5 separate regions of the Mus musculus genome follow, and regions 1, 2, 4 and 5 are each linked to region 3. Evidence: chromatin loops called from intact Hi-C (ENCODE). Cell type or tissue: gastrocnemius. All regions are shown on one strand. Links, peaks and the distances in the headings refer to the core of each region. The heading gives the core; the rest is flanking DNA.

What was found. A loop is a pair of places that touch in the nucleus more often than their neighbours do. Peaks named below come from ENCODE experiments on the same cell type or tissue, not always from the same donor. Only the 100,000 strongest peaks of a DNase experiment are listed, where the experiment ranks them.
Region 1: it touches region 3 in a loop (10-fold over the local background); 36 of 42 quality-filtered maps call a loop at or near these places.
Region 2: a loop joins it to region 3, with 14 times the contacts of the local background. A loop is called at or near these places in 36 of 42 quality-filtered maps.
Region 4: it touches region 3 in a loop (4-fold over the local background); 22 of 42 quality-filtered maps call a loop at or near these places.
Region 5: a loop joins it to region 3, with 2.2 times the contacts of the local background. A loop is called at or near these places in 4 of 42 quality-filtered maps.

Annotation. Positions count from the first base shown.
Region 1 is chr16:57,397,178-57,403,571 of GRCm38, reverse strand. The region is part of intron 1 of Cmss1 (cms small ribosomal subunit 1); the gene reads left to right. All of the region lies in intron 1 of Filip1l (filamin A interacting protein 1-like), which reads right to left. Among named protein-coding and RNA genes, the nearest start is that of Filip1l, 47 kb to the right of the region's middle. In gastrocnemius, for the core only: a CTCF peak has its summit at 4,734 (motif pointing right); a DNase peak (open chromatin) is centred at 4,751; H3K4me3 peaks cover 428 bases; H3K27ac peaks cover 2,288 bases.
Region 2 is chr16:57,590,007-57,596,400 of GRCm38, reverse strand. The region is part of intron 1 of Cmss1 (cms small ribosomal subunit 1); the gene reads left to right. Among named protein-coding and RNA genes, the nearest start is that of Cmss1, 14 kb to the left of the region's middle. In gastrocnemius, for the core only: a CTCF peak has its summit at 2,525 (motif pointing right); a DNase peak (open chromatin) is centred at 2,446; H3K27ac peaks cover 474 bases.
Region 3 is chr16:57,240,383-57,246,776 of GRCm38, reverse strand. No RefSeq gene overlaps it. Among named protein-coding and RNA genes, the nearest start is that of Tbc1d23, 12 kb to the right of the region's middle. In gastrocnemius, for the core only: a CTCF peak has its summit at 2,708 (motif pointing left); a DNase peak (open chromatin) is centred at 2,704; H3K27ac peaks cover 1,240 bases.
Region 4 is chr16:57,574,792-57,581,185 of GRCm38, reverse strand. The region is part of intron 1 of Cmss1 (cms small ribosomal subunit 1); the gene reads left to right. Among named protein-coding and RNA genes, the nearest start is that of Cmss1, 29 kb to the left of the region's middle. In gastrocnemius, for the core only: a CTCF peak has its summit at 3,456; no DNase peak of the experiment used is centred there; H3K27ac peaks cover 2,392 bases.
Region 5 is chr16:57,319,396-57,325,789 of GRCm38, reverse strand. It overlaps Cmss1 (cms small ribosomal subunit 1), which reads left to right. Exons shown (of 10, transcript NM_025599.3): 2 at 2,247-2,326. Among named protein-coding and RNA genes, the nearest start is that of 4921517D16Rik, 9.1 kb to the left of the region's middle. In gastrocnemius, for the core only: no CTCF peak of the experiment used is centred there; no DNase peak of the experiment used is centred there; H3K27ac peaks cover 1,296 bases.

The DNA of each region.
Region 1 (6,394 bases), core at 691-5,690, 160 kb before region 3:
AAGGCTTTGTCCTCTGTAGATGTAGGATGTAGTTCAGCGGTCACAGATTTAAACAGCTGAACGAGCAGGAGTTCTGGGAGTGAGCAAGAAGGAAGCAGGCCCAGGAGATACTGGGACCTTGTCACATCTGAAGAGCCTCGGGTGATTTGAAACCACCTAGAACACTGGTCCAACAGCATCAGGGCTTCCTGGTTGTCAAGACAAATCAGAAACCCAGATTTTGTGTGTGCCCTACCTCCTGATTCTGGGAGGAGGTAGGGGAGGCAAGCTAGCTACTAACTCCAGTTCTTCAACTGCATCACGTGGGCCCAGCAAACATATATGTGGGCTGAATTCAACCAATGAGCCGCCATTCCAAAAATTATGTTCTGGTTAGTGAGGTAAATTACACATGTATGAAGTCATTGATTTAAAATGCAGCCCATGTGACTAAGAGGCTCAGTGTGTGACAGGGGATTTCAGAGAAAAGAGAAAGAAGGCTAAGGAGGGGCACAGGCACTCCAGGAAGTGTGACCTCAGCCTGCCCAACATGCTGGTGCTGTATCCTCAAGACGAGATTGCAAGGGCCTCACAGGTGACACTGGGCTGTGGGAACTGCTTCTAGTTGTGATCTAGTGTAATGGAAACTTGGCTCCCACTCTTCTTTCTTTCTTCCACACTCGCTACTTGTTGACTCTTAAGGCAGCTCACCCAAGAACTCCACATGTGCCACCCGTTTACAAGTCACCCATACTATTGCCTCTTATTTTTCTCTTTTTCCTCCAATATAATCTTTTTCTTTAGAGAAAATGTAAAGTTATCTCTACTCTCAATAGAACAGTAAACATGGCTGACCATGAAGCATAAGAGGACTATTACTATGTACGTGGACGTCTGTGCTGTATATGATAGCATGATCTTACCATCTTGTGAATCAGCAGCATGCCATCTGACTAGCTTGTTGCTCAGACTCCAGACATGGCGACTGTGATTTCTCACTTTAAATTCCTTTCTTCTTTAAAAGAAAATCTAACCAGATTAAATTAAAGGCTTTTAAGCTTCTGCCTCACCCTGAACAATTAACAATCAGTATTCTGATCAGAATATCTATCCACTTCCCCAGAGTCTGACCTTCTTTAAGGGCTACTTTAATTTGTAGACTTCATTCACAATCCTTGTTTTATTTATTTCATACAGTTTGCAAGCTTAGAGAAGAAGTCATCTACATGAAACTTCACCAAGACTCTGGGCATGGGGCAAAACACAGAACACATTTTGAAAACATGACATTTCTTTTTTCTGTAAAAATGACCATTTCAAAGAGATGGACTGGTATATTCTGCTATTAGAGGATACGAGTCCATCTAACCAAATGTGAAAATCATGCTACATGTCCCCAGAACTTAGAAGTAAATTCTCTCTGTCGGAGCCCTTGCTGCCGGTACTGAGTGTTCACACTTGAGGGTGGAAAAAATACTTGTAAATTCTCTCAAACCCAACTGACTTAAGCCTCTAGAAGGGCTGGTGGGAGCATTGTTCAGATTTGTTTTTCTTTCAGCATGTCTGTTCTCCGAGGTCCAGAAACAATGGAGACTTTGAAAGTGAGTCTGAGGTCTGCTCAAGGGCTCTTTCCTTTTAAGGCTACTGAGCTGTCTTCTCGGAATGTATTTGGGATTTCATGGGTTGGGAAGGAGGAGGCTGTATCAAGTAAACATGTCGTGAATTTCTGCTTTGCAATTTAACTTACTAAACAGACAGAAACCTCTGAGTATTTCCTGTGTATCTTAAAGGACCAATTTGTCACCAACTCCAGGCCTCCACTGGCTTTTTCCAACTTCCCGTCCCAACAACGTCACACAAATGCAGTGCACGCTGCTCCCTTTTTCTTTCTAACTTGGAAAACACTTCTCAGGTGTCGGACCAATGTGGCTTGCCAGGACCGTGCTGGGTTCAGTGCTCTGGGGTCTATTGACTTCATTTATGACATAGCTGGTTTTCATTCTTTAAGTTTTAATAAATACAACCCTAGGTTCACAGAACTTGCTTAAGGTCCTCGGAATTCTCCACAGGCCACAAGGGTCTGGAATGGAGGAAGGAAGACACTGATCAAAGACTTGGGAAATGTTCACAGTTCAAATGGTGCACATGGTTTCTGCTTGGCGCTTTTCTTTAACATCACAGTCATTGAGGGAAGGCTGGCAAGTGGCACTCATGTATAAGAATCACTTCTAGTAAGTTCCATGTTGTGATCTACCACATACGACTCAAGTGACCAAAACAGCTAAGTTTTGAAGAAATTCTGCTGAACTTTCACAGAGTGACTAGTTTGGAAATCAAAGGTTTGAATCTTGATACTGCTTGTGCAAGATATACCTACAAATATATGTTGGGCACACATCCAAGCCATGTGCATAGCAGAGTCTGGTGCTGTACAGTATGTATTGTAGAGATACATTGTATGTAGACATACAGTGTGTAATGACACAGAGAATGATAAGGCTAAGGGAATAAGGTGGGGGCATATAGACAGGAATGCGGTGGAGATACACACTGAACAGTTAGTGTGATATTCTCTTGGCAACTTGTTGGGGATGCTGCCTCTCTGTTGCTCAGAATGTGGGTGATGCTGTGTGTGTGTCAGCATCGAAAATGCAGATTTTCTAGGCCCATCCATTCCCTGCTGAATCCAAATCTCTTGAATGGGGACGAGCTAGCCATCAGTGTTCTAGTAAACTGCTGACGTTTTGCCCCTATAGCTTGAAAACCACTACTCAGAAGTCCTCTGGATGATTCTAAGGCATACTACAACCTCCACCATGCACAGTGTGGGGAGCTTACATGGCTTTTCCTCTCAAAGAAATCCTTGTCTCTTTCCCTTGCCTATGTCTCCACAGCTGACTTCTATCTCGTGCTTCTCATAGTTAGTTAGGAGCTGGCAGGGCTCCCTTGATTTTCTGTGGTGTGTGTATAATACCCAAAATGCCCTTCCACTGCTCTTTTGGAGAATTTTACTTCTCCTTCTCCCTTTTTGAATGAGAGTCAATCACTCACTTGTAGAAAACTCAGTGTGCTTCAGGTAGCCATTACACATTTCTTTCCCTCCAGGGGTCTCAGTCGCAAAGAATTCATAGAGCACTAAAGTGTTTTGTTTATGTGGGCAGTCATTTGCCATGTGGTGAGATTAAAAACAGACTAAATAAATGTTTTGGTAATGTCGTGGGTAGTGGTGATTAAAGCAAGAAACATGTGAAGCTGCCTGTTAGCCACCCGGGGTCCAGTTGGAATTCTGAAGTCCTGGGGTACACTGGCCAGGTTACTTTATGACTACCTTCATAGACCGTTATCTTATTTACTCCAAGGAGAGTCTGCTTCAAGAGACTGTTTTCTTTCTTCAGAAAAACACATGAAAAATACGTGTCCCAAATAGACTTGCTCAGGTGCACTTTTGCACGGAAGAGCAAGCGTGGAGTCTAACTCCCCCTCACCGGACTACTGAGAAAGTCACACAGAATATGGGAGCCGTGCAGCCAGAGTCTGCCTGTGTTTCCAGATCTCATCTATGAAATGGGAAAAACTCCTGTGTTCACAATTTGACCCAAAATAGGGGGTCCTACTTCAAACAGAATAAACTGTGCCATCACCACACACACACACACACACACACACACACACACACACACACACCCTTCCTGTCCCTTCTCAGCACATCTACAAGTTGTCACTGGCTTGTCACTTTTCTGTCGCTGTACAAAGCACGGTGACCAAAGGCAGCTTAAGGAAGAGAGAGTGTATCTGCGCTTGCAGTTCCAGAGAGACGAGGGCATTGTGGTGAGGAGGCGTGGCAGCAAGCGGCAGGTATACCACAGCAACCAGAGAAGGAGGCTGCGGGCTCCCATCTTCAGTGCACAGACACAAAGCATGGAAGGGGCAGAGGAAACAGCGATCGCCTTTCAGTCCAAGGCCTGCGCCCAGGGATATACTTTCCCCACAAGGCCACACCTCCTAAACCTTCCAGAAAAAACACCAACATCTGGGGGCCAGGTAGTCAGATGCCCCAAACTATGGGAACCATTTATCATTCAAGCCATCACATCCTCCATTGACTCTGGATCTTTGTCTGTTGAGCTCACAAACTCAGTTAATGTCAGCAGCTACCCACACAGTTCTGGCTTGCAGTGCATCAGCTGTGAGGGTCTGATGGGATATTTTGGACTCAAAGCTTTTTCTCTCAAAGTCGAAAAACTTATGTATTATGTTAAAGGTTAAGCCAAAATTGCTTTGAACATAGATTATTTTTTTCTCTTCTTCACTTTCTAGGGAAGGAACGTAGTACTCTCTGGCAGTTGACCGTGTTGGGGCTGAGTAATTAATGTTTTCCTGAGGAGGGTTCGTTATGAGAATAGAATAGAATTATCTTCTTCTTAAAGGAATATTTTTGGGCGTCTTACAGACAATTATCTTTTACAGGACATAATTCAGATGACCCAGGTATGGAAAAGGACAGTTAAGTATTCAGCGTGAGAGGGACACGTCATGTGCACGGCTGCAGGGCACTCATGTAGCTATCCTAAAGGAGGTGCTCATGACAAGACGGTGGGAGGCTAGAACAACAGCGAAGATAAACCTGACCGTGACCTTTTGTGCAAGCACTCCAGCACAGAGAAGACTATCAGAATTCCATGAATTAGTAATATAAAAAACATTGTGTTTTTTTAATCCATAGGTTATCAGTCCAAGAAAAGTTCAGCTTGTTCTCACCCTCATCCAGCAGGTGGCGCTATAAAACAGACGGATCTGATAGATCAGGGACCAGCTTGTGATCCAGTCCTAACTTTACCAAGTATCTACATGACTGTCACCAGGTATCAGTTGACAAACTTGGAAATCTCCACAACAGTCCAGTACCTCCACACTTTGTTTCCGTTTAGTTTCTTATCTTCTGTAAGGCTGCTGCTTCGGTTAAGACTGGCAGCGTTAGGCACTCGCATAGCCATTAACAGAGTGCTCTCAGCACCAGCAGACTCAGTGGTGTCCTTTACAAGAGTGCAGCTGCATTTCTGCACCTGGCTTTAGAATGGAGCCTTTCTTCCATCTGGGGAGAAAGCCACCGTTCTCACGATCCAGGTGTAGGTCTGGTTAGCCTCCCTGCTTGAGAACGGACCTATTAACTGCTTGAATGAATTATCTTATTTGTGCAACGCTCTTACCTCAGCCATTTGCTGCCTATTCTACTCTGGGCAAGCAGGGGATTAGAAGGCAGGAAGGGAATTGCCCATTGTGTCCCAAATGTTTCTTTTTAGAAAGACAGTCTACTGTTCTCTAAGAGTGTGTGTGTGTGTGTGTGTGTGTGTGTGTGTGTGTGTGTGTATGTGTGTGTGTGTGTCTGTGTGTGTGTGTGTTGACATGCACACAGTTGTGTGTGTGTGTGTGTGTGTGTGTGTGTGTCTGTGTCTGTGTGTGTGTGTGGTGACATGCGCACAGTTGAGACAGTGGCCCAGCCAACAGGCTGGTGGCTGCTTGCACTGCCTCCTGGGGTACCAGACAAGCTTGTACTCCTAAGAACTTTCACTGCTGCTTCACGGCCCTTAATAGTTTCCTGGCACAGCCTCTCAGGGAATGTCGTCATGGTCTGGGGGAACCAATAAAAATACGTCGAACCTGTTTTGACAGATCTCATTTCTGCCAGAAATTTCACAATTTGGGGTGGGGGCGCAGAGTAGAGAGCTAGTCCATTTGTGAGGGTATAATCAGAAATTCGCTCTAAGAGAGCAGAAACAACCACGCTGGACTAGAGGGAAGACACAAGGCTATCCAGCTCTTTCTGACAAACTCATAGGGCAGTTTGTACCTGCTCGACCCTGCGAGTGTGAGTGAGCATGCTCTCCTGCTCTTGCTCCTCACTCTCTCCCTCCCCCTTCTCAATTAGCATCCTTCTTAACTCTCTATCCTCAAATAGAAAACCCACGCATTAAAATTAGCTTCAGTTGGTTACGGATACACACTTGACCATAATAAGGTCAGAATAAGAGACTGAGGTAATTATTACCAAACGGCTTGTCCTAAATACTCTGGGCTCACCGTTGTTATAGCCAAGCATGATCCTGAATCTCATTAATGTGAGAATCATTGACCTTTGCCTGCGGAGTAATAACTGGGATTTGATTTGGGGAGGAAGGGGCTCGGGTTTTTTCCTCTTGCAAATTTTGGGGAATCTTCATCACCATAAGACTAAAAAAGTGTGAAGAATATAGAATAAAGCTACGAGAAACATCAGTAGTAGTCTGAAACATCAGACTCTTCTCCTTGGGTGTGCTCTTTGTCATGCCAGTGCTGGGTTGGCATACTCTGCTCCTCCTTAGGACGAGAGTTCAAGTCCCATGGCCTCTCTCTTCTCCACAGCCTCTGCCTCATTCAC
Region 2 (6,394 bases), core at 480-5,479, 350 kb before region 3:
TGTAGACTGGAATGCACAATATCAAATGTTCTGTCTCTGATATGACAAGTACTAAGTTATGAATATTGCTTCAGTTTATATATATATATATATATATATATATATATGCGCACGTGTGTGTATGTGCACGCATACACACATGCTCAGATACTAGCCTGTATTTGTTCTTAGGGATTGTGGATCATAAGAGAGTTTGAAGCCGACTGAACTAGAAGGGTAGAAGGTGTTTGATGTGAAGGGGATTAGACATTTATTGCTAGAATTGCTAATGAAACTTAATGTAGAGTTTTAGACATGGTTTTGTAAGGGAGTACAAATATGACCTTCAGATGCCAGTGCAAGTAGTTAGAGTTTAATATAGTAGTAACATTCACTCACTTAAAACAAACATATAGCCTGGCGTGGTGGCCCATGCCTTTAATCCCAGAACTTGGGAGGCAGAGGCAGGTGGATTTCTGAGTTCGAGGCCAGCCTGGTCTACAGAGTGAGTTCCAGGACAGTCAGGGCTACACAGAGAAACCCTGTTTCAAAAAACAAACAAAAAACAAAAAAACAAAACAAACATATAGCACCATGAATAGTTTTCATGTGCAAGTGCTGCACAGATCAAGTCGTCCTGTACGTAGGCACAGAGGGTGTTTAGCTTTATATTCTCACCACCTTTCTGGTGTTAATCCTAGACATGCCAGTGAGATGGTCCTAGTCCCATTCCAGTCTCATGGCTCCTGACTTGGCTTCTTGGTCTCATCTAGCACTGACAGGCTGTGTCTACATTCTTGCCTCTCAGACAGGCAGGTGTTTGTTGTTTATTTTAAATAATAATAATAACAACAACAGCAATCAATGTCCAAATGAAGGAAGGAACAACTTGGCACTGTATTTCAAGTACCTTAAAATTCATCTCCATTTTTTTTTTAAGTTAGAGACCTTTTCTAGAAAGTAACTAGAGAGACGAGTAAAGGTAGTTATTTTTGCATTAATTAGAATGAAAAAGTAGACATAGATAACAATGATGAGGGTGTAGTAAATGAATTAAAGTATGATTATATAGAAGCACTATGATGTCATTACATAGTAATGACTTTAATAACTTTTCAAGTTATAGGAAAATGCTTCTACAGAATTTTTTTTAAGAAACTAAGAACTACAAATTGACTTCCTTCTCTGAAACACTGGGAATCAGAAGTATTTTGAATGTCTGAATATTGGGACTTAATCTGCATATACACAATGAGATCCACATCTAACCACAAAAGCCAAATATATATATATATATATATGCATATATATATGTGTGTGTGTGTGTGTATACATATATACACACATACATACATACATATACATATATATTATACAATAGAATGAATATAATTTTATACATTAGTTTTGGTGTAGCTGTGTATTGACCACTACATGTCATGTAAGATAAGGTGTGGAGTTGTCCACTTAGGACATTATAGTGGCACTAAGAAATTAGACTTTATAATGGCACTAAGAAATTAGACTTACAACATTCAGGTTAGGCATGCAGAACCTGTAGATCAGTGGTTTGCAACCTTCCTAATGCTGCCGCCCCTTAATACAGTGCCTCATGTTGTGATGACCCCTATTCCTGTTGCTACGTCATAAGTGCAACTTTGCTACTCTTAGGAGTCAAAATGTAAATATCTGATAAGCAGATGGTCTTAGGTGACCCCTGTGAAAGGTTGTTTTACACCTAAAGGAACCAGGACCCACAGGTTGAGAACAGCTGCTGCAGATTGTGCATCTGTGACATTAGTGGTCCGCTCAGGTTAGTGGTATTGTAAGAGCTCTTTGTTATTCTCAACACTTTCTAAAAGCATATAATTACAAGATGCTATACTAAACTGTTAAGACATGAAACAGGAAAATTAGCAGAGATAAGGTCATTTCTATGAGTGTCCCCCAAACACCTAACCATGAACGACAGAAGCTTCAGTTGAAATCTGTTTCAGCCTTTCCCGAATAGCTTTCTGTAAAGCCCCTTAACTTTGTCAAGAAGTACAGAAGTTTTCTATAATTTAGTGTCCAGAGTCCTTGGTGAGGGGTCATTTAAGTTGTTCTGTAGCCATATATATAGAATCCACATTTTTAATAAATTCTTGAGGGTAATTTGTTCTGGTGCAGGGAAGGGTAGCCTGCTGCTCTTGGAGAAAAACTGCTGTAGCTGAAGCTACTATAGATAGATCCCAATGTTTTCTTTCACTGGGAACTCGGACCTGCCAAGGTAGGAGAGGTATGAGAGGAGTGCCTTGGCCCAGTGGTCACCTGGCAGGATGTTCATCAGATCCTAAAGTGCATGGCATGCCCAGATACTGTTGGAGCCTAAGATGCTGCGTTTCATGAGCCCCGCAGGTCTCTGTCTGAAACACCCACCTAACATCACACATGGTGATGGTGGAGCTCAGCAGTAGTATTGCTGTGTATTGGTGAAGAATGACTTACAGCTTAAAAATGGTCAAACGCTGGCCTTTATGGACTGATTGCATTACGCAGTCTTTACCTCTAGATGGCAGCAGAGACTAGTTTTATTAAGACAACCCCAAATGTCATTCCTGCAACTGTGTTGGGGCAGAGAATAATTTTTTTTTCTTTCTCACAGTATGAATTTAATACTTGGACTTGTTTCTGTAAATGAAATATGGAGCTGTATAATGTGTCATCCCTTGGATCATTTTTATAGAATGTTACGTCAAATAGCTCCAAGAAATTTTCTTTCCAAATTTGGAGTGCATATTGCAAGAGAGATTCATGCATGTGGCTCTTTTAAGACCACACAGTGACTGTTCTACTCGAAGGCTCCTGGGTTTCATCAGAAAGCAGATGTCTGGGAGGGAATTAAGCAAGTTGGAAAGTTCATTCATGGAAGAAAAAACTTTTTTAAAAAAAAGTTATTGAATCTTCATCTCAGCATGAAAGGCGCTATTTGGAATGGATAACAAGTCTCAAGGGTGATGGGCTCAATGAAGAAAAGCTCTGTTTAGGAAACAATAGAAAAATATGTTTATATTTATATTCATTACATTCTCAGAGAATTAGCTTGCTTTGTCCGCTGCTTCTTAAAAAGAAACGTCACACTCTGTAGACTCCGGGCTTGCCACAGTCACTTAAATGGTTGTGAGTTTCAGTGACCAAAAAACTGCAGGTGCATGCGATGTTTTCAGTTTGGTTCAGTCGGAGTCTCCGGCCGCTTTCTTTAAGAATCCTGTTTTGGACAGCAGCAGCGGTCGCCATCTTGGTCCGGGACCCGCCGAACTTAGGAAATTAGTCTGAACAGGTGAGAGGGAGCGCCAGAGAACCTGACAGCTTCTGGAACAGGCAGAAGCACAGAGGCGCTGAGGCAGCACCCTGTGTGGGCCGGGGACAGCCGGCCACCGTCCGGACCGGAGGACAGGTGCCCGCCCGGCTGGGGAGGCGGCCTAAGCCACAGCAGCAGCGGTCGCCATCTTGGTCCGGGACCCGCCGAACTTAGGAAATTAGTCTGAACAGGTGAGAGGGAGCGCCAGAGAACCTGACAGCTTCTGGAACAGGCAGAAGCACAGAGGCGCTGAGGCAGCACCCTGTGTGGGCCGGGGACAGCCGGCCACCGTCCGGACCGGAGGACAGGTGCCCGCCCGGCTGGGGAGGCGGCCTAAGCCACAGCAGCAGCGGTCGCCATCTTGGTCCGGGACCCGCCGAACTTAGGAAATTAGTCTGAACAGGTGAGAGGGTGCGCCAGAGAACCTGACAGCCTCTGGAACAGGCAGAAGCACAGAGGGGCTGAGGCAGCACCCTGTGTGGGCCGGGGACAGCCGGCCACCTTCCGGACCGGAGGACAGGTGCCCACCCGGCTGGGGAGGCGACCTAAGCCACAGCAGCAGCGGTCGCCATCTTGGTCCGGACCCGCCGAACTTAGGAAATTAGTCTGAACAGGTGAGAGGGTGCGCAAGAGAACCTGACAGCTTCTGGAACAGGCGGAAGCACAGAGGCGCTGAGGCAGCACCCTGCGTGGGCCGGGGACAGCCGGCCACCTTCCGGACCAGAGGACAGGTGCCCACCCGGCTGGGGAGGCGGCCTAAGCCACAGCAGCAGCGGTCGCCATCTTGGTCCGGACCCGCCGAACTTAGGAAATTAGTCTGAACAGGTGAGAGGGTGCGCCAGAGAACCTGACAGCTTCTGGAACAGGCAGAAGCACAGAGGCGCTGAGGCAGCACCCTGTGTGGGCCGGGGACAGCCGGCCACCTTCCGGACCAGAGGACAGGTGCCCGCCCGGCTGGGGAGGCGACCTAAGCCACAGCAGCAGCGGTCGCCATCTTGGTCCCGGGACTCCAAGGAACTTAGGAATTTAGTCTGCTTAGGTGAGAGTCTGTACCACCTGGGAACTGCCAAAGCAACACAGTGTCTGAGAAAGGTCCTGTGTTGGGCCTTCTTCTTCGGCCAGGAGGAGGTCCAAATACAAGATATCTGCGCACCTTCCCTGTAAGAGAGCTTGCCAGCAGAGAGTGCTCTGAGCACTGAAACTCAGAGGAGAGAATCTGTCTCCCAGGTCTGCTGATAGACGGTAACAGAATCACCAGAAGAACAATCTCTAAACAGAGTCAACTATAACTACTAACTCCAGAGATTACCAGATGGCGAAAGGTAAACGGAGGAATCTTACTAACAGGAACCAAGACCACTCACCATCACCAGAACCCAGCACACCCACTTCGCCCAGTCCAGGGAACCCCAACACACCTGAGAACCTAGACCTAGATTTAAAAGCATATCTCATGATGATGGTAGAGGACATCAAGAAGGACTTTAATAAATCACTTAAAGAAATACAGGAGAACACTGCTAAAGAGTTACAAGTCCTTAAAGAAAAACAGGAAAACACAAACAGGTAGAAGTCCTTACAGAAAAAGAGGAAAAAACATACAAACAGGTGATGGAAATGAACAAAACCATACTAGACCTAAAAAGGGAAGTAGACACAATAAAGAAAACTCAAAGCGAGGCAACTCTAGAGATAGAAACCCTAGGAAAGAAATCTGGAACCATAGATTTGAGCATCAGCAACAGAATACAAGAGATGGAAGAGAGAATCTCAGGTGCAGAAGATTCCATAGAGAACATCGGCACAACAATCAAAGAAAATGGAAAATGCAAAAAGATCCTAACTCAAAATATCCAGGAAATCCAGGACACAATAAGAAGACCAAACGTACGGATAATAGGAGTGGATGAGAATGAAGATTTTCAACTCAAAGGTCCAGCAAACATCTTCAACAAAATTATTGAAGAAAACTTCCCAAATCTAAAGAATGAGATGCATATGAACATACAAGAAGCCTACAGAACTCCAAATAGACTGGACCAGAAAAGAAATTCCTCCCGACACATAATAATCAGAACATCAAATGCACTAAATAAAGATAGAATACTAAAAGCAGTAAGGGAAAAAGGTCAAGTAACATATAAAGGCAAGCCTATCAGAATTACACCAGATTTTTCACCAGAGACTATGAAAGCCAGAAGAGCCTGGACAGATGTTATACAGACACTAAGAGAACACAAACTGCAGCCCAGGCTACTATACCCAGCCAAACTCTCAATTATCATAGAGGGAGAAACCAAAGTATTCCACGACAAAACCAAATTCACGCATTATCTCTCCACGAATCCAGCCCTTCAAAGGATAATAACAGAAAAAAAACAATACAAGAACGGGAACAACGCCCTAGAAAAAACAAGAAGGTAATCCCTCAACAAACCTAAAAGAAGACAGCCACAAGAACAGAATGCCACCTTTAACAACTAAAATAACAGGAAGCAACAATTACTTTTCCTTAATATCTCTTAACATCAATGGTCTCAACTCGCCAATAAAAAGACATAGACTAACAAACTGGCTACACAAACAAGACCCAACATTTTGCTGCTTACAGGAAACTCATCTCAGAGAAAAAGACAGACACTACCTCAGAATGAAAGGCTGGAAAACAATTTTCCAAGCAAATGGTATGAAGAAACAAGCAGGAGTAGCCATCCTAATATCTGATAAGATTGACTTCCAACCCAAAGTCATCAAAAAAGACAAGGAGGGACACTTCATTCTCATCAAAGGTAAAATCCTCCAAGAGGAACTCTCAATTCTGAATATCTACGCTCCAAATACAAGAGCAGCCACATTCACTAAAGAAACTTTAGTAAAGCTCAAAGCACACATTGCGCCTCACACAATAATAGTGGGAGACTTCAACACACCACTTTCACCAATGGACAGATCATGGAAACAGAAACTAAACAGGGACACACTGAAACTAACAGAAGTGATGAAACAAATGGATCTGACAGATATCTACAGAACATTTTTCCCTAAAACAAAAGGATATACCTTCTTCTCAGCACC
Region 3 (6,394 bases), core at 624-5,623:
AACAGCTGGCATGACTCTGCCCTGAGACAGTTACAGATTGTGTCTCAAGACCATGACTTTCAGTGCTGGCGTGAACTTGCTGTTCCTCCAGAGGATCTGAGCTCAGTTCCCACCACTCATGTCTGGCAGGTAACTCCAGCTCTAGGGAAACTGATACCCTCTCCTGGCCCTCACAGGGGCCCACACAGACATGGCAGACACAGACACATATTCATAAATAAATGTAAAATAATCCTAATAGGCAGAGTTTCCTTTCTCTGACTATAAGCCTCTGCCCTTTGCTGTTGTCCAGCCCCACTCTCAGAATCAAAGACAGCTCTCATTACCCTCCCCCTCCCTTTACTGTGGGTTGAACCTAGGGCCCCATACTGGAAAGTTCTCTATTCCTGTGTTCTCTGCCCTTTTGGAACCTCCACACTCCCCTCCTCAATGACTGGGCCAGTCCACACTCTCACCAGCAGATAGTAAATACAAGGAATGACAACAAGAAGGACCGGTAGAAGACACAGTTGAGTACCTACCGAATTTTGTAAGTTGGCATGAAGATGAACAATAAAAACATGGTAGTCAAGAGACTAGAGAAATGCAAGAAATTTAATCCCCCATGGAACGTATTCCACTTTGATGGAGGAAAATCATTACAAATGATCAGAGCTGAAGCGATGGCTCAGAGGTCAAGAGCAAGCACCGGTCTTACAGAGGATGTTCACTTACCTGTAACTCCAGCTCCAGGAGACCTGGCACCCTCTTCTGGCCTTCAAGAACACCATACTAACCTGTACAACCACACACACACACACACACACACACACACACACACACACACATAATTAAAACTAAAAGTAGGGGAAGGAGAGATGGCTCAGCAGTTAAGAGCACTTACTGTTCTCCTAGAGGACCTGAGTTCAGCTCACAACCATGTATAATTCCAGTTCCAGGTGATCTGACCCCCTCCTCTGACCTCTGTGGGCACAAAGCACACAGGTAGCATACACTCACACACACACACACACACACACACACACACGAACACACATGCACATGGATAACAAATAAATTAAAATTAAAAAAGAGTTATAAATGACTTGACAGCTATATATCCTGCCATCATTTAAAGCTTCATATTTTGATGGGCAGAGGAACCTTAACAATGTTTGACAAAAGCCTTTCAGTGCCCCAGAGCCGTCACTCGGTCAGATGCGAGGCAGATACTTCCCGTGTCCAGAGGAAAGACAAAATCCCCTCTTGAAATCACACCAGCTGTTTCACCATAAACCAAGGTAAGTTACAAATAACTGCTTTTCGTTAGAACCCGCTGATCATTCTTCTTTCCTTTCGTCCTCTTTTTATTTTGAAGTAATTTTTAAAAACGATCTTCAAATTTGAAAGGTACAGAAAAGTAAGCAGGCAGCCCAAATGCCACTGATGCTTGTAAGTAGGCTTTAGGTGGCTCAGCCTCTCACCTGTGAGCGAACATGAGCGCTTTGAGCCCATGATAACCCTAACACACTTCATACCCCACCCCATGACATCTCAACCCCGAAACTTCATGCAACTCAAAGGTCTGAAAGTCAGAATTTTCCTCTCCGACTCTTAGAATGAATCAGTAATGTGGAAATGCTTAAATCTCTTTTCAGATCTCACAGCTATACCCCCAAATCACTTCTTGTATGTTTGATCCTGTTGCTAGGTCGTTAGCTGCTCTGTCCATCCGTGTTCGGGGACAGAAGGAAAGTGGGACTGGTGACTTGGATGGCTTTGGCCAATGAAGAAAGTGCCATCTTAGGGATGCTTTGATTTGGTTGAGCAGGACTGAATTCCTGAGATGGCCTGGAGTTGGGAAAAAGCTCCCCTGGGGACTTCAGATGCCTGGACAAACAAATATTTAGGAGCGAGGCTTTGAACAAGAACTATGTCAAACTGACCCTGCATAGCGGCAGGCAACCCACTGTGTGGAAGAGAAAGCGGATTTCTCTACACGAATGGCTCTAAAGTCTACTGTTGGTGCAGTGGAGTGCTCTCAAAAGCTACTGATGAGTAACTTAGTTATTGCCAAATTAATAATAATAATAATAATAATAATAATAATAATAAAAAGCTTAGTTATTCCCAAAACAATGCTGTATGCTCTTATGTCACACACAAAATTGCAAATGTAAACTAGATGGGCTACTTGAATACTTAGGGGGCTAAGACAAGATTTCAAATATGAGGCCAGCTTAAGCTACATAGTGAAACCTGGACTGAATACCAAACATAAAAAACAACATACCAAATGTGGCTCAGCCTGAGAAACAGTTTCTATTCAACGTTTAAAAACTTCAGATTTAACTAAGGGAAGAAGACTGTGAACACAAGGCGTAATTAATAAAAGAATCCGATGAAAACACTACAGGCTATCACAGACTCCAAAGTTCCTAATAAAAGGTCCTCATGTCCTAGGTTCAAGTCCCCACACCCACATAACAGCTCATAACTGTCCATAAATTCTAGCTCCAGGGGACTCTACATACTCATTCATGCATCCACTGCAGGTAAAACACCAATACATATAAAACAAAAAAATTTTTAAAAGGTCCTCCTGAAACTGTCTTATTTCCCAAATTGTTCCTGGCAAATCCCTGGGTCTTTTAAAGAACTCAAAGAAGGATTCTGGCAGCCAGCTAGCTCCAACTGCTCCCCACTGAAGTTCCATGCGCGCCACCTAGTGTCACCTGTTAGAACTGAACGGGATCAGAAGAAAGTGAGATGGAGCAGAGGGGGCGATTTAAATAAGGCCACAGGTGAGTCTGGTTTGTGACCATCCTAGATCTAGGGATCAGATGGCCTGATTCGGAGTCTTCTCACCTGGCAATAGGCTCAACACTTTGGAAATCAGGATTCCTAACAGCTGAACAGTTCGAAAAACAAAGCCCAAATCTCCCAGAGCCCCAGGAACCCCCAGCCCTTAACATACTGAAATAATATTTGCATGCTATTACAGTCTTTAAGTCATGTGAATGACAGAGAAAGGAATGTCTGGGTCTCCATAGGCACCGTGTCTGCTCCTCTTTATGACAACTGTCCCCAAACCAGCTGCACATGTAATCAAATTAGTCCTACAACCAGCTGCAATGATTCAAAGTCATCAGCCTTAACTCTGCCCTAGAGTTTCCTGCCTTCAGCCTTTGTTAGAAGATGCAAGTCTGACACCATCTGGAGACCCGTTGCAAGGAAGCGGCCAGTGGAACCAGTTAAGTGGCCTTCAGTTTTCCAGATAGAGTTGCAGCTTCAAGGTGACTTTCTGCCAGTGATTCTCCATATGGTCTACACATTAGAAACTGCCGGAGGAAGTTTTAAACCACACTTGGGTAGCAGGCTTCTTCCTGTTGTTTTGGCTCCCTCTGTTATTCCGATGTACAGACGACTGGAACGGAAGCTAACAAGCTACAGATGACTTCAAGATTCTCTTACAGCCCATCTGAAAACCATTCATTTGCAAAGAGCCACAGATAGACTCAAAAGTCAAAGGAAAAAGGCCAGGTGTGGTGGCTCACGTCTATAATCCAACCCTCGGGAGGCAGAGGCACGTGGATCTTTGTGAATTTGAGACCTGCTTGGTCTACATAATGAGTTCCAGGACTGCCAGGGCTCTAAGGGGATGCCCTCTTTCAATAAACAAACAAACAAACAAACAAACAAGTGAAAGAAGCAGGTAGCAATGAAGAGAAGAGAAAAAGAAATGTAAGTCACGTGATCTGCTCTCATTTTCTCATTCCCATGTTTAGTTTCTTGACTCCTCTACTCAAATCACGTATGACGGATCAACACATAATAGTAAGCAGACCTTCTAGCTCCAAAAGTAATCCATGACACTTCTCTAAGGAAGTGGAGGTCTGGAGAACAGTGGATAACTAGACTCTACTCGTGTTGAGGCCGGTGGAGTAGGGGAATTCTCTGAAGGAAGAGGAGAGGAAGGTCAAATGTAAAGGTCACATTTTGGGAGATGGAACTTACTCAAGGGACAAATGGGAGCCAGTGTGAGAAGGAATGAAAAGGGGTTAGAACGCTTTAGAGGTGGCCAGCCCAAGAGACCCCCTCCCATTCCCTTGTATATACTTAGATTCCACATGCCAGTGTCTCTCACAGTTACGATTGCCTGCCTTGCTCCAACAAGGTACCTCATCTTTAATATCAGTGGCTTACTGATAGCTGGTTTCCCAAAAATTCTAGTTCTTTTTCTTAAAGGAGTTTTCTAATATTTTATCCTCATTACAAATCTAATACATGTTTATTGGGGAAATATTTTAATCAGTTTATAAATGTATAAAATGAATGTTCTAAATCAGACTCATCAAAGTTAACAATGTTGAATATATCCTTTTGTTGTTGTTTTGAGACAGGATCTCACTACAGAATTCAGAGATCTGCCTCCCTCTGCCTCCCAAGTACCATGACTAAAGGCATGCACCGCCACGCCCAGCAAACAAATATATTCTTTCAGACCTTTCTATGTGCATGTGCAATTTGAGGTGAACATGGGGTTGTACTAGATATGCTATTTTAGTACTTTTTCATATACTTAAAAATATCTTTCCACATCCTCTTGCAAGCTCTAACTTATTTTGTTTTAGCAACACCCTGACATTTCATTGGATAGATGAAACATTCAATGATACACAATTAGACTGACCAGCTTTGTTCTTTTGGTTTTGCCTGTTGTAAGCAAAGTACAACCATCTTTGTATATATCCTTGCCTGTTGTGTAACTATTCCAGTGATTCTATAAGGTAAACTAATGGAATGGAATGGAATGGAATGGAATGGAATGGAATGGAATAGAATGGAATGGAATAGAATGAAATATAATAAAATAGGATCAAGTGGAGTAGAGTGGAGTGAAGTGGAGTAGAGTAGAGTAGAGAAGAATAGAACAGAATAGAAAGATACTCCTGAAGCCAGGAGTATGTGTCTGAAGTTTTGAAAATATTTCCAAATGTCTGCTCCCTTAAAGGTTGACTAACTTGTGCCATTTTCTGCTCCTTGACTGACTAAATGAATAGATGTCAGGATTTGGATCTTTGGATGTTACTCCTGTTCTGATCCGCATCGCCTGCTGGCAACTGTCTCATATACTCCTTTTCTATCACACCTCCATTTAGAAGCAAATCTCCCGAGGACTGTTATCTGAGCTACCCTTGCTATCCCTCTCCTGGGTCTTACAATTAACCAGGAACTCTATCCTTCATACTCTTTCTCTGTTTACAGCTGTTCTCACTTTCTTTACTCTTCTTTCTGCTCTGTAACCATCTCCCTAGTTTAGGATCTTAATTAAAAAACAAAAACAACTGTGTATGTGTTTGTGTGCCATTGTGTGTGTGTATCTTTGTGTGTGTGTGTGTGTGTGTCACATGTGACTGCAGAGGCTGGAAGAAGACATCATATCCCCTGGAACTGGAGTTACAGACAATTTTGAGCCACCACAGCGTACTGGAAATTGAACCCAGGTCTTGTGGATGAGCTTAATTTCTGAGCCATCTCTCCAGCTCCACAGGTTAGAATCTTACTATTTTCTACCTTAAGATATCTTTGGTTTTGCTGACTTGCACATTCATATCTGTAAGAATCTCCTTTAGGTCATGTGGCTCCATCTTATTTGAGAACCTCAACCATTCACAATTTAACTCCCTGTTTAAAGAAACTTACAGTGAACATCTCTCAAATTGTAGAAATAGCCTGGCTACTGCTGGCTTCCATAGGAGAACAACACAGAGGAGGTGGTGAAGCGCCTGTTACAAATATCATCCCACTCTGGTCAGGTCATTTGCTCCTTTGTGCATTTAATGATTCTTTTCTCCAGTATGATAATTGTTGTAGAAAATAAAAATCTACATTATACTGCTTCGGTTTTATCTAGGAGAAATGTGGGGCTTAAGGGAGAGTTTCAAATGTAAAAAAAAAAAAAAAAAATGTGTTTTAACTTTGGTATCTCTCAGATGCCTGCCTTTCACAGCAGGTATTTTGGGAGAAATAAAGCTGATACTGAATTTCTCATGCATGGCTTTTCATGGTGTGATTGAAGAGGCTAGGCCTTTGAAGTCAGAAAGCCAGAATTCCAAGGCTCAGAGAATATCTTGGGATAGAAGAAGGAAGAATGCAGGGGCTGGAGGATTGGCAGGAGTGTCGTGGGATGCTGCTTTCTGGACATGAGATGGCCACTGAACTCATAGCAGCTGTGGCCACCAGCACACGATCAAGCCAACAAGGCAAACCAACACGCCAACAAGCAGCACTAATTGGACTCACTGGGTTACAAGAACAAAACAATAAAAATAGGAGAGGACTGTGAAGTACGGAGGGGGTCTTGGGGGCCTGAGTGGGAGGAGGAGTTGGGACTCACGTGATCAAGATGTAT
Region 4 (6,394 bases), core at 885-5,884, 330 kb before region 3:
ATAATGCTTCTCCTATGGGTCATGGTCGCTCTTTTGCTTGCCATATTTGAAGCTCCTATAATTCTATTATATAATAATTATGTTAATTCTCTATACCAACTGGTGGCCCCATCCAAAGCTCACTCTTCATGCTTGGCATTTGTGTACTTTGCCTGCAGAGTCATGCTTTAGGGTAGGATGGAGACTGAGACAGCCTTGTGTTCTTCATGATGATGATAACATGAGAGGTCACGTGGTCTTTCTCTGCCCCATAGGACATGCAGCCCTCCCACACCTGCTATTTGTGGGTCTTAACTTTTCACAGTCACTGGCTATTGGCCTAACAGTAGCTTTAGGATTCAGGAAAAGTTGGAGGGAAAAATAAATCACTATTGCCTGTTTTATTGAATGTTTTATAAGAAATGAACTCTGGGCTAGGCCTCTAGGGGTAGATTGTTTCAGTTGATGAGAATTGTGAATATTATCCAGATAGAACAATGGTGGGTGAGCCCTTCCTGTGTTTAAGTGCATTCTTAGGGTGTTGGTTGAAATGGCATCTATCTGGGGTAATGTTAGGCAAGTGTGTCTGTCACCATAAGTAGTAAAATACAGTTTATACTGACTGCTTTCCCTTGCATTGAAGTAGTTTCGATGGACAGAAAATGGGGCAGTGAGAGGCATGTCTTTACCGTGACAGTTTTGTCACATACTAATGAAAAACCTAGAAAGTCTGTTTTAGTTTATCTCTAAAACTAACAGAATTCCCCCCACCCCACACGTTAGGGTTGTCAAAAAATGAAATATTTCATAAAGGACTCATTTCCTCTTAGCCCCCCCCCTCCACTCCCCCATTATGTAGCTTGATTAGCTAGAAGCCTTCTATGGAGACACAGAGCGCTTCCTGTCACTGTATTCAAGGCCTGTCACAATCTAACTGGTCTGTTCCCTTCCTGAGAACCATCTCGTTCCTGTCACTGTATTCAAGGCCTGTCACAATCTAACTGGTCTGTTCCCTTCCTGAGAACCATCTCGGCTGCACTATGTGTGGCATTTAAACAATGGGATGTGGTCTCGCCTGCATGCTCCAGGTCTGCCAAGTGGGCCTTTCCTAGAAACATCCGTGGACCACCTCAGCTTCTCGTCCCTGTTCATTTCTTACCTATTCCTCAAATCTAATTAAGCCCCAGCCCCCCAGAACCTGCAGTGCTTAATGTCTGTTTCTACAGCAGAGTTGTTTTGTCTTTCAAATGTAATAGCTTCCAGTGAGGGGCAACCTTGGCCTCTACACAACATTTAACTATGATTAAAATATTTTCTTGTTTCATGAGGCATCTAAGGAATAAAAGCCAGAGGGTCTTAAACATCCTATGATGGCAAAGAACAACCCAGCCATTGTCTTCAGCAGGGAATTATTAGACCCATGCTGCCATTAGTCCTGAAGTTGAGTGCTGCTTCATTTGGTGGCTTGGGCTTATATGATGAAAGGTAAAAGAAAGTCATAGACTCTTAGGGAAGGAAACCAGTGTGAAGAGGTCGCCATCTATTAGGCCTCATGTGCCAGTGAAAGAAGTCAGTTTTCTGAAGAAAAACAAAGTTGCCCAGTAGATTGTCTATATATCAGCATTATTCCTAAAGGTTATAGATATGTGACAACTCTCACAGATAATTTACCCATTTTTCAGAAGTTAGAGCCACACATGATTTTAAAATCTATTCCTGGTTGTCAACTTGACAATATTTGGAATGAACTACAATCCGGAATTGGAAGGCTCACCAGTGACCCTTATCTGGAGGCTTGGAGATCCTTATCTGGATCTTGGTTTGAAGATCTTGAGCCATAGTGGCTATGGATTCCAGAAGATTGAATCTCCGAGTTAAGGAACACACCTTTAATCTGGGCTATGCCTTTCATCTGGGATTAAAGGTGTGGTGGAACACACCTTTAATCTGGGCTACACCTTTTGCTGGAGACAATATAAGGACATTGGAAGAAGGGAGTCTAGCTCTTGCTCTTGCTCCTTCGCCTGCTTGCTGCGTGAGACTGAGTAACTGCTAGATCCTTGGACTTCCATCTCTTTTTTTTCACAAAAGTTAAAAGACTTGTCTAAGGCCCTTACCACTCACTGACAAAGGCATGTGCTGGAACTTGGTCTTCCACTGAGTGCCTCTAGCGTACGCTCTTCCTAGCCTACTACTCAGTTCAGTGCAGCCCCCTCCATCTCCAGCGAATTGGAAGTATTATATAATTTTCTACTTGTAAGTGTTGTGTGGAACTCATTCCTTGTTCCATTTCCTCAATACGTTATCAAGGGATGAGTGTTATACTACACAGTGTTGACGAGGATCCACACAGTATGTTTTGTCATGATCAGTATATATCCATGCATACATTGCTCACTTGTATCCATGTAATGCTTGGAAGAAAAGATACCACATGTGAAGAGATTGTTTGTTACTAAGTCACATGAGTAACTTGTCTGGTAGTAAACCCACCTGCACCTATTCGGAGAATGTAGGTTCTGTGAGTCTTTAAGGCCTATGTTCATACATTGTGTTTTTACTTAAACATGACTAGCCTATATAAAAAATATAACAAAACAGTCTAGGTGTGCTGGCACATGCCTGTAACCCCAGTACTGAAGCAAGAAGGTCAGTTCAAGGTCATCCCCAGCTATTAATACAGAATGTGTTTTAGGCCAGATATGAAACCTTGTCTCAACAAGCGAACAAAACAACACACACCCTGTACCACCATGCCCAGGTTTATTTCACATGACTCCTCAGAGGTAATCATGCAGAATCATTTGCTAAGACCTCTTCCCTCCTTCGCCTTCCAATCTGAGTAATACTTTAAATAGAAATTTTAAAATGAGGCTGTAGTTAAAGAGAATTTCCCTGCGATGGCTGACTGATGCCCAAAGTTAGCCAGGAGTGAATCCTTATGATAGCCTGTTGTCCTGATGAAATGTCAATGAATTTGTCAATTCTGCATAGGAACAGTTTTAATTCATTATCAAATTATTACAGTACTCAGAGGTGTTAGACAGTTCTCTCAGTGGACTCTGAAGATTCTTTGGGATGCCTGCTTCTCTGATGTATTTGACTACTTTTAGCTAAAAGTACTTCTTAGCTTTGATAGTTTAAAGGGTCTCTCAGAAAGGAAAGGGCTTGGTGTTTAATCTAAATAAAAATCAACTTAACAGCACTTTTGTTTTGGGAACTTTATTAGCAAGTCACTTGTCTGTCTTATGTTTGCTGGGTTTTGTTTCTTTAGACTGCACTCTCAAGAGTGTGTTCTGGACCCAGAAAGAATAGGGATAAATTCAGGACTTGGGATTTGGGGAAGAAATGGAGCTTGTTGGTATCGGGCCACCTGCCACAGATCACTTAAAGATTTAGTTATTTGTACTTTACTAGTTATGAGACTGGGAACATCCCACCTAATAAATACTAAACCTCATTTTTCATTACACCCTCTAGAGGGCAAACTAGTCTCACTTCCTGGGGCAAGTATAAAATAATCCAAGAGTAGGGGCAACACTTGCCAGTAGCAATATACAGATTTCTATAGCTGTGAAATTCTAACTTCAGGCTGCAAACCAAGCAGATTATTAGATTGTAGCTTAGGATAGATTCTTGTTTTTAGAGAGTCCAGTTTGATTCCATTTGGGGACAGGGGTGGGGTGGGGAACAATGTTAACATTAGGAGAATCTCATAAGGATGTCTTGGCTTTAACTTAGTTACATACAGATCGTAAGAAGGTTGCTGTGGTTGGGAAAGTACTAAGGTGGCAGAATGCTTGGCTTGAGTATAAGAGGCCCCAGTTCAATGTCCTATACCACTAATGCCACAAAGGGAGAAAAGAAAAGCATGTTTGATTCCTCTATTTTTGCTACATGTGGTTTGTCCAATTATATTTTCTCTTGGCACTTCAAAATAAAGAATGAAATTCTTAGAACATAAGAATGTAGAAATAACAGAAATTAATGTAACTGAAGCAAATAAAGTCCTTTCATTTAATATGTCTAAAGACCTACTTTATATATACTCAGTATGAAAGAAGCTGTAAAATAGTTTTCAATTTAGAGTTATTTGAATAAATAAAAACATCACAGAATCTTTGATTATAATGGTTTGAAAATAAAAATACCCTTCTAGAAGGAAACAAACTAGTCATAGGAGGCAGAGGCTGGGAGGGAACTGAAGAGGAGAGAGGAGCGGGGGAGGGGAATGAGAGGCAGGATCAGGTTTGGGAGAGAAGTCCAGAGGGCGGGGAGAATGAATGGAAATCTGCACCTGGGGTGGGAAAGGAGAATCTCTAGAAGGTCCCCAAGACCTTGGATAGGAGAGGCTCCCATAAGTCAATGCTGGTGATCTTAGCGGAGATGCTTAACAATGGGGATATGGAACCTGAAGAAGCCACCTCCTGTAGCTAGGTAGGACCCTCAGTGGCAGAAATTCAGACCCACCCACAAAACTCGACTCAGAACTTGTCCCAACTAAAAGAAATGCAGGGATGGAGCAGAGACCAATGGAAAGGCCAACCAATAACCGACCCAACTTGAAACCCATCCCATGGGCAAGCACCAATCCCTGACATTATTAATGATACTCTGTTTTGCTTGCAGACAGGAGCCTAGCATAACAGTCCTCTGAGAGGCTCTACCCAGCAGCAGAAAAACAGATTCAGGGACCCACAGCCAAACATTAGATAGAGATCAGGGATACTTCTGGAAGACTTGGAGGAGGGATTGAACCCCACATGAAGACCTACAGAGAGTCAACAAACCTAGACCCCTGGAAGCTCTCAGAATCTTAGTCACCAACTAAAGAGCAGACACAGGATGGAGCAAGGGCCCCTCTACCCCCAGCCCCCATCTCCCAGCACATTTGTAGCAGACAGGCAGCTTAGTCTTAATGGCTGCCCAGTCCAGCCTCAGTGGGAGAAGATGCACCTAGTCTGTCATAGACTTGATATGAGGGGATACCCAGGGGAAAATACCCATGTGGGAATACCCAGGGGTACCACCCTCCCAGAGGAGAAGGGGGTGAGGGATAGGGTGAGAGACTCAGGGAGGGAGGGATGGGAGGAGCAGTGTTTGGTATGTAAATTAAGTAATTAATAAAACAAAAGTACCCTTTTAGGATCTCAAAGACTGCATGTCTAAAGCCTCAGCATTGTAAAATAGAATTGTGGGGACCTTCCAATTAGAATTTATATAGTCCTGTCACCATTTTGCACAGGCATAGGTTGAGAATCCCTAATTGGAAAACTTGAAACCTGAAATGCTCCAAAATGCAGACCCCTTGAGCACTTAACATGACACTATAGGAAAACAAACCCTTCATACTATACAAGTTCATTTGTGCATAAAATTATCTCAAAATATTGTATAAAATTATCTTTAGGTTCAGCATGTAAAAGGTGTTTCCATCGCCAAGCTATCTTACATGTATGAGTGTTTGCATATCCTTAAGGAAAAAAAAAATCCAAAATCTGAAACACTTCTGGTTCCAGATGAGAAATCCTTTTATATATGTAAGGATGCATTCTTTATGATGAGATAACCTTTTAGTAAAGATGGTTATGTGATTTTTACCCATAAAGAACAATGACATTATCTTGGGAGAGGTTTTGCCTTTACTTGCTTTTATGTTTCATTAGGTTTTTGTTTGATTGATTGCGATGCGGCCTTGTTCTGCAGCCCTAGCTGGCCTGGAGCTCGTCCTGCCTCAGTGTGCTGAGTGCTGGAGTTAGAGGTGTGCCATCCTCTGTTCTGGGTAGTTATTTAGCTTGCCCCCACCATGGAAACTTGTCAAGACTTTGCTACGCCTTTTAAATGACAAGCAAACTTGCCAGGATATTTAAGTATGTGGTGGAATTCTACAGCTTAAAAAGCTAATGAAATTAGTGGGGCTGAGTAAATGAAATTTGGTGTTGAAATAGGGACTCTGACCAATGAAAGAAAGTAGGAGCTCTTGGGGCTGAGGAGACATCTCAGGAGTTTCAAGCACCACAAGCACTTATCCATACAGAGACACGCATACATACACATAATTTTAAGAAAATAACAATAAAAGTTACAAAAACAGTCTTCAATCAGCCATTCATGGATAGTGCGCCTCTGCCTTCACACATTTCTTACTAAGAGGAGTTCCCAGCATAGCATCACTTCCTTTGCAGGCATGTTCCAGTAATTCAGTGAATGGAAATTCTGTAATCTCCCACACAGACTCTCTCATTCCTCTCTCCCTCTACACACACACACACACACACACACACACACACATGTATGTCTATCATACGTATGTACAGTTTATCAAAAAGTTAAAATTAGAGACAAGAATCTATATTTTATATGTAATCTTATCGGAAAAGAATCCTTTGACTTTAGATAGTAGTGACACTTGTAA
Region 5 (6,394 bases), core at 765-5,764, 79 kb before region 3:
AAGGAGGCCCCAGTGATACAACCCAACGTGAGAATTTGTGTGTGAAAGATGAGCTTTAGCTCCTGGATATGTATGTATGTATGTATGTATGTATTTATTTATTTATTTATTTATTTATTTATTTATTTATTTTTGTGAGCAATCGTGGTCTGCAAACTGGTGTCACTTGAGTCCTTTTCTGTTGTGTATGCATTTTACTACCTCAACAATCATCCTCTGAGTTTGAAAGGGAGAGGATCAGAGAGGGGGAGAGGGAGGGGGAGAGGGGAAGAGGGGGGGGAGCTCTGATAAAGCTGTGCTGGTTTGTTTTTGGTTGTTGGTTGTTTTTGATGTTGCTATTGTTGTTGTTGTTTAGTTTTGTGTGTTTGTCAGTTTGAGAAAAGCTAAAGCTACCTGAGTCGAGGGTAGCCCAGTTTCAAAACTGCCTCCATCAGGTTGCCTCTAGGCCAGCCTGTGGGGCTCGTTCTGTATTAATGCCGACTCGGGAGGACCCAGCCCACTGTGGACATTGCCACCGCTGGGCAGATGATCCTCGGAGGTGTGTGTGAGAAAGCAGGCTGAGCAGATTGTGAGAGCAAGCCAGTAAGCACCGTTCCCTCGTGGCTGCTTCTTCCGTTTTGCTTCCAGATTTCTGCCTTGACTTCCTGCCCTGGATTCCTTCAGTTGTATATTAGGAGTTGTAAGCTGGGGGGAATAAAACAAAAACAAAAACAAAACTTTCCTCCCTGAGCTGATTTTGTTCAGCATTTTATTATAATTGAAACCTAACTAAAACAACTTTCTGATAACTTGTGGGACCAATCTAGCTTTCTTTATTACCAATATTTGCATGTCTGTCTTCTAGCCCTTTGAACTTGCCAATACTTATATTTGGTTTAAGTTTCTTACAAACAACATATAGTTCTGTCATACTCTTTAGGTCATTCTATTATTATGTTTATACCATTCACTTTTTTAAAGATTGTTTTTTTTTTCTTTCTGAGTGTTTATGTGTGTATGTGCACATGTGTGCCAGTGCCCTCATAGGACAGAAGAGGGCATCAGGTTTCCTGGAGCAAGAGTTACAGATGGTAGTGAGCCACTGAATGTGGGTGCTGAGAACCGAACTCAGAGTTATCTCTTCAGGCCTAACACCATTTATTTGTAGTATGATGATTGATATGTGAGAGTGTACATCTGCCGTTTTATTTTTCTCCTTTCTGCTTACTGGTTTTTCCCACGTGTTTTCTATGGGAAATGGATGATCTCACTTTGTTTTCTCTTTATTTTATTGTGTATCTATACATGCTCTTCAGAGGTTGCTGCACTGAATTATTAGTACAGATAAATATGACCCTGCTACTACTCAGCTGTGTGGAAAGTGCTAGCTCTACTTGGTATCCTAACTTTAAGAAGTATAAATAGGAAACTGCTGACTGCCCACTAGTCTTCCTCCAGTATCGGCCCAGTGGGGTGGGAAAAACAATTCTTTTACACCATGGGAACTTAGAAGTTAAGGCCCCCAAGGTGTCTCTATTGGTGCTGCAGAAGTAGATGAAGAACCCACCACTGGGGGAAACTCCCAGCTCCTTCCCTGATCATCTCTGAAAATACCCTTGTGGTAGTTGGAAAAGAATTTAAGGCATCTTTCCCGCCTACTTAGGTTAGAATCTGGGCCTTTGCTGATAGGGATAGGGACATTTTCCCGTAGCATTTTGTTTAGCTTAAGTAAAGTGGTTATTGTATAACAGCTTTCATTCCTTCAAAGCCGATCCTTCAGGGGGTAGGGGATGGTTGTACTTGATCAAGCACACACCCCAGAGCTTCCTTTCAAAAAGTAAGTCCCAATTTCTAGATGTTGCATCACGTCTCACCATCATCACCACCACCAGAAACAAGGTCTCTCTTTGTAGTCCTGGCTGTCCTAGAGCTCACCATATAGTGTAGACCAAGCTAGCCTCGAACTCATAGAGGTCCTTCTTCCTCTGCCTCCTAAATGCTGGGATTAAATGTGTGCACACCCTACTCCTACCCTGCCTCCTTGTTGAACTATTTCCTAATCACACCATAGGGGACATTTCAGACGCAAACTGTAACACATAATTAAATATTTTCTAATGTCGGGTGATCTTTAGTTTTTCAGATTCTAAACAAGACGGGCATCTGAATGCTTCAATTTTGAAGCCAAGAGATTAAACCTCCAAGCCAGTCCTACCAAGGTTGTATCGAATGAGAGAGACACTCTAATTTTTTTTATCCCCTTTCAGAGCAATCAGGTGGTGAGGAAGGAGGGGACACGGAAATGACACAGCAGGACACAGCTCCGGTTCCTGAGAAAACCCAACAGGTAATGGTCACTATGAGCATCACAGCTCTTGGCTCTGAAGTCGACCACAGCCACTCCACACCATTTTCTTGACCCTAACGTCAGCTGTCACTGGATTCAAGAAAGCTTTTACTTTCTTTGCCCATGAAAAGACCATGTTTTCCTGACCATAAACCAGTGAGGTTTGTTTTCTCAGTTGCTTTTATATTTTAGTAGGAAAAATAAAATGTATTTAAGGGGCTGGAGAGAAGCCTCAGTGGTTCAGAGCACTTGTTCCTGCAGAGGAGCTGGTTCAATTCCCAGAGCTCGCATGGTAGCTCACACCATCTATAACGCTACCTCCAGGGGATGCAACTCCCTCTGAACTCCAGGGCAGCAGGCATGCATGTGGTGCACATACAGACATGCAGGCAAGCACTCATACAGATAAAATAAATATTAAAAAAATGTATACAGTGTAAACAGTTATGTTGACCTAGGGTTTTATATCATATCCCCATTAAAAATTCAGCCTTGTTCTTGTGGACTCGGTCTTCTAATAGCACACACAGCATAAGGAGATGGAACATTACCATGCACACAAAAGCACTATTACCGTCCCAGATGGTATCTCCATGATACTGCTGTGTACAGAGGACCCTTGGAGCCTTGAGACCTAGTCTCGCCTCTCAGACCTGTTTTAACTTCCTGCCACAGATGCCTCCCAGAAAGGCTCCACATGGACATTAAGAGCTTGGATCTCCTCTCTTTTCTAGACTGTCTGTGCAGTCCCTCTGGTAATCCCATGGCTCCCTGTGAGTCCTCTTCATTTGATTCTTCCTCTAGAATTCATCCCTGTTTTGCTTGAACTGGACCACACATTTGTTTTACTGAGTCCACACCTCCACTGTGCCAGTTTGTTTGTTTGTTTCTCTGTGTATACCTGGCTGCCCTGGAACTCACTCTATAACCCAGGATACTCCTGAACTCAGAGTACCACCTGCCTCTGCCCTGAGTGTTGGTGCTAAAGGAATGCACCACCATGCCCATGTGCTGCTCCTTACCTGAGCATTTTTTCATACTTAGTTTCCTCTGTATTTCTAAAATCTAAAATTCTTCATTCTTGTTAAAACAAGAAACGGTCCATTAAAACATGTTTGTTCTCTGTTTCTGTTATAATGGTTTAGATAAATGGGTCTGCTGTCACATCTTTAATCAAATACCACTCGGGTTGTGGACTGAGTGGGGTCTCCACTGGAGAGTCGACCCTGAAGCCCACTCATGTGCTTTTGACTCAGTCCTTCTACAAGAACCCAATGCATTGCAACCGGCTTCCTCTGTTGCTCAAAGAAGTGCTGAGCAAGAGCCCTAACCCTGAAGCCTTTATGGCATCGGCTTGGAGTTGATGCCTTATTATTTCTGCCATCTTCTGTTAGTCTACTTCCAAAGGGGACAGTCACAGAGGGGCCTGAAGACATTGAGGATGATCAGGAATAGACTTAACTCCTCCATTTCTTTCCAACCATGAAGCTAAAGGGGAAGCAGAGCCAACAACAGCGGTGGAACGGGCATTGGTCGTTTTGTTCACAAAGGGGAGGCAGGGAAATAGCACAAGGAGTCATTGTTCAGAGGAACAATTTGACAGTGTTTCTCTCTTTTTTAAAATTTTTATTACATGTATTTGTGGTGGTGGTGGTGGTGGTGGTGTGTGTGCATGCATGTGTACATGCCACAGCATATAAGTGTGGAGCTTATAACTTGAAATCACTTCTCTCCTTGCTCCATGTGGGCTCTGAGAATTGAGTTCAGGTCATCAGACTGAATTGCTCAATTAAGTAGTGAAGCCCAGAAATAATTCTTCGAGTCTTTGTTCTGCTTCATGTTATTTTTTCCTGTAAAGTCTTGTATTTACAACTGAACAGTGTTTCTAGTCTGCCTCCTGACCAGAAGCTAAGGCTCCCAGGAGCTCTCCCCATTTTATCCTCTGACCCTGTTAACACAAGCTAGTAATACTAGGAGCTGTGGGACTCACTGGTGGTTAATCCACAGGTAGAAGCAAAAGACTTTCCCCCATAAGCCCATAAAAGGCTATGTTAGGCCCTTGCTGAACATCAGAGAGGCCATGCGGGCATATGGTTTGGGGGAAAGAGCAATCTGCGAAGTATAACCTAATTTTATTAGAGAGTTCTTCCGTGACTGAGTCATGCATAGCTCTCCTTTACACATGGTTTTGTTCTCCGTGCTTTGAAGTGGATAAATCTAGAATAAGTTATTTTTTTCTCCAAAAATCATATTTTGATCATATTCACCCTGTTTCCCCCCAACCCCTCTCATATCTACCTCCTACATCCCCCTCCTCTGTTTTTACTTTTATTAAAAATAAAAAATAGCCTACCGAGTCCAATTTGTATTGCCCATATACTCATGGATGTGGAGCAATCCACTACATGGTCAGTCCTCCTGGGAACACATCTTAAGGAAAAGTCACTCTCCCTCCATTAGAAGCCATCAGCTGTCAATAGTTAGGAGTTGGGACTATGAACCCAACCTCCATGCTAGAGTGCTCACCGGCTTAATCTTGTGTAGATCTTGTGCAGACAGCCAGAGTTTGTGAGAATTCATGAGCACAGCAGTCCCGTGTGTTTGCAAGACACTGATTCACTGTAGTCCTCCGTGATCTCTGGCTCTTAATAGTCTTCCTGTCCCCTCTTCCGCGATGATGGTTCCCAAGCCTTAGGGATAGTGACAACGTTCCATTTGTGGCCGAGCACTCCATACACTCATTCTCTGCACTTTGACTGATTGTAAATTTATTAATTAATCACTGTCTTCTGCACAGAGATGCTTCTCTGGCAAGACCTGTAAGCTCCGATAACCTGTGATTACTGATATATTAATTCAGGGAACAGTTTGATGCTTGGTCCATTTATCAACATAATAGAACTAGGTTCACTCTTGGGGTCTGTGAGCGCCACAGTTATACATCTAAGTGATATACCATTCCAAGTAACAAAATGAACTGCTGTGCCACCTCTTCATTCACCATGTGAACCATCACTTTGCCTGGTGATGTCTATACATCCACGCGGTATATACTTCCTATCCATCACTTAATAGCTGGCTCGGTTGTCCATGGACCGTGGTGGCAACACAGTGCCTTTGTTGCAGTGTCCCTTACAGAGAGCCTGAAATACAGCACAATGCCTATGCCATCCACCTCAGGTCACACAGACATTATATCATCATCTCACATACAAGGTGAGAGAGAAAGACCACACTTAACATAACTATTTCATTATGTTATTATTTTAATCTAACTGTGCCTGCTTTTAAACTGTTATACGCAATTATAGAAATAAACCAGTATATCCTGAGTTTGGTACTGCCCTTTAGCCTTTTGGTTTTGAAGGATAGCTTTTCTGGATGTGGTAATCTAGACTGACAAGAGTTTTTCTTCAGGGCTTCTTTGCTTTCCTTCCATGCCACCATTGAGTTTAGAGTGTATGCTTAGAGATCTTTGGTTATTCGGATGGGTTGCTTTGATGTGAGTCAGAGCCTTCTTATCTCGCTCTTCCTTTGATGCTGCTCTTTTCAGCACACTTGCTATGCTAATGAGACTGTGGAGATGAAGTGTCTCTTTTAGCCATAACTGAGAGTTCTCGGAAGCCTCCTGTAGGCCCATGTGGCTGTCTTGTTCAGCAGTTCCTCTCTTGCTCTCCCTCCCCTCTCTCCTCTCATAACCCAGTTAACCCCCTGGCCATGTTCAGCCTGGACTCTTCCCTTGGCCTGCTTTCTCCCTTATCTCTGCAGTACAGATCATCTCCATACCTCAGGAGCCATCATGGCCTCCTTTTTCTTTCACGTTTTCATTCAGGAACCTCATGGCAGCCTTCCTGCCTCGGCCTCACAAGGGCCGGATTGTAGGCCTGGGTCTGGTGTATGCTTTAAGGGCTTAACTAATTACATCCAGACCTTTGCTTAGAAGAGCTGAATGCTCCCTTGTTCTATAATTGGATGCTTATGGCCATCTGGCATCTTCTGTGACATATTAGTGGCCTTGGCCCAGTTTCTTATTGGCAATGTACGAACATTAAATTGACATTAATCTAC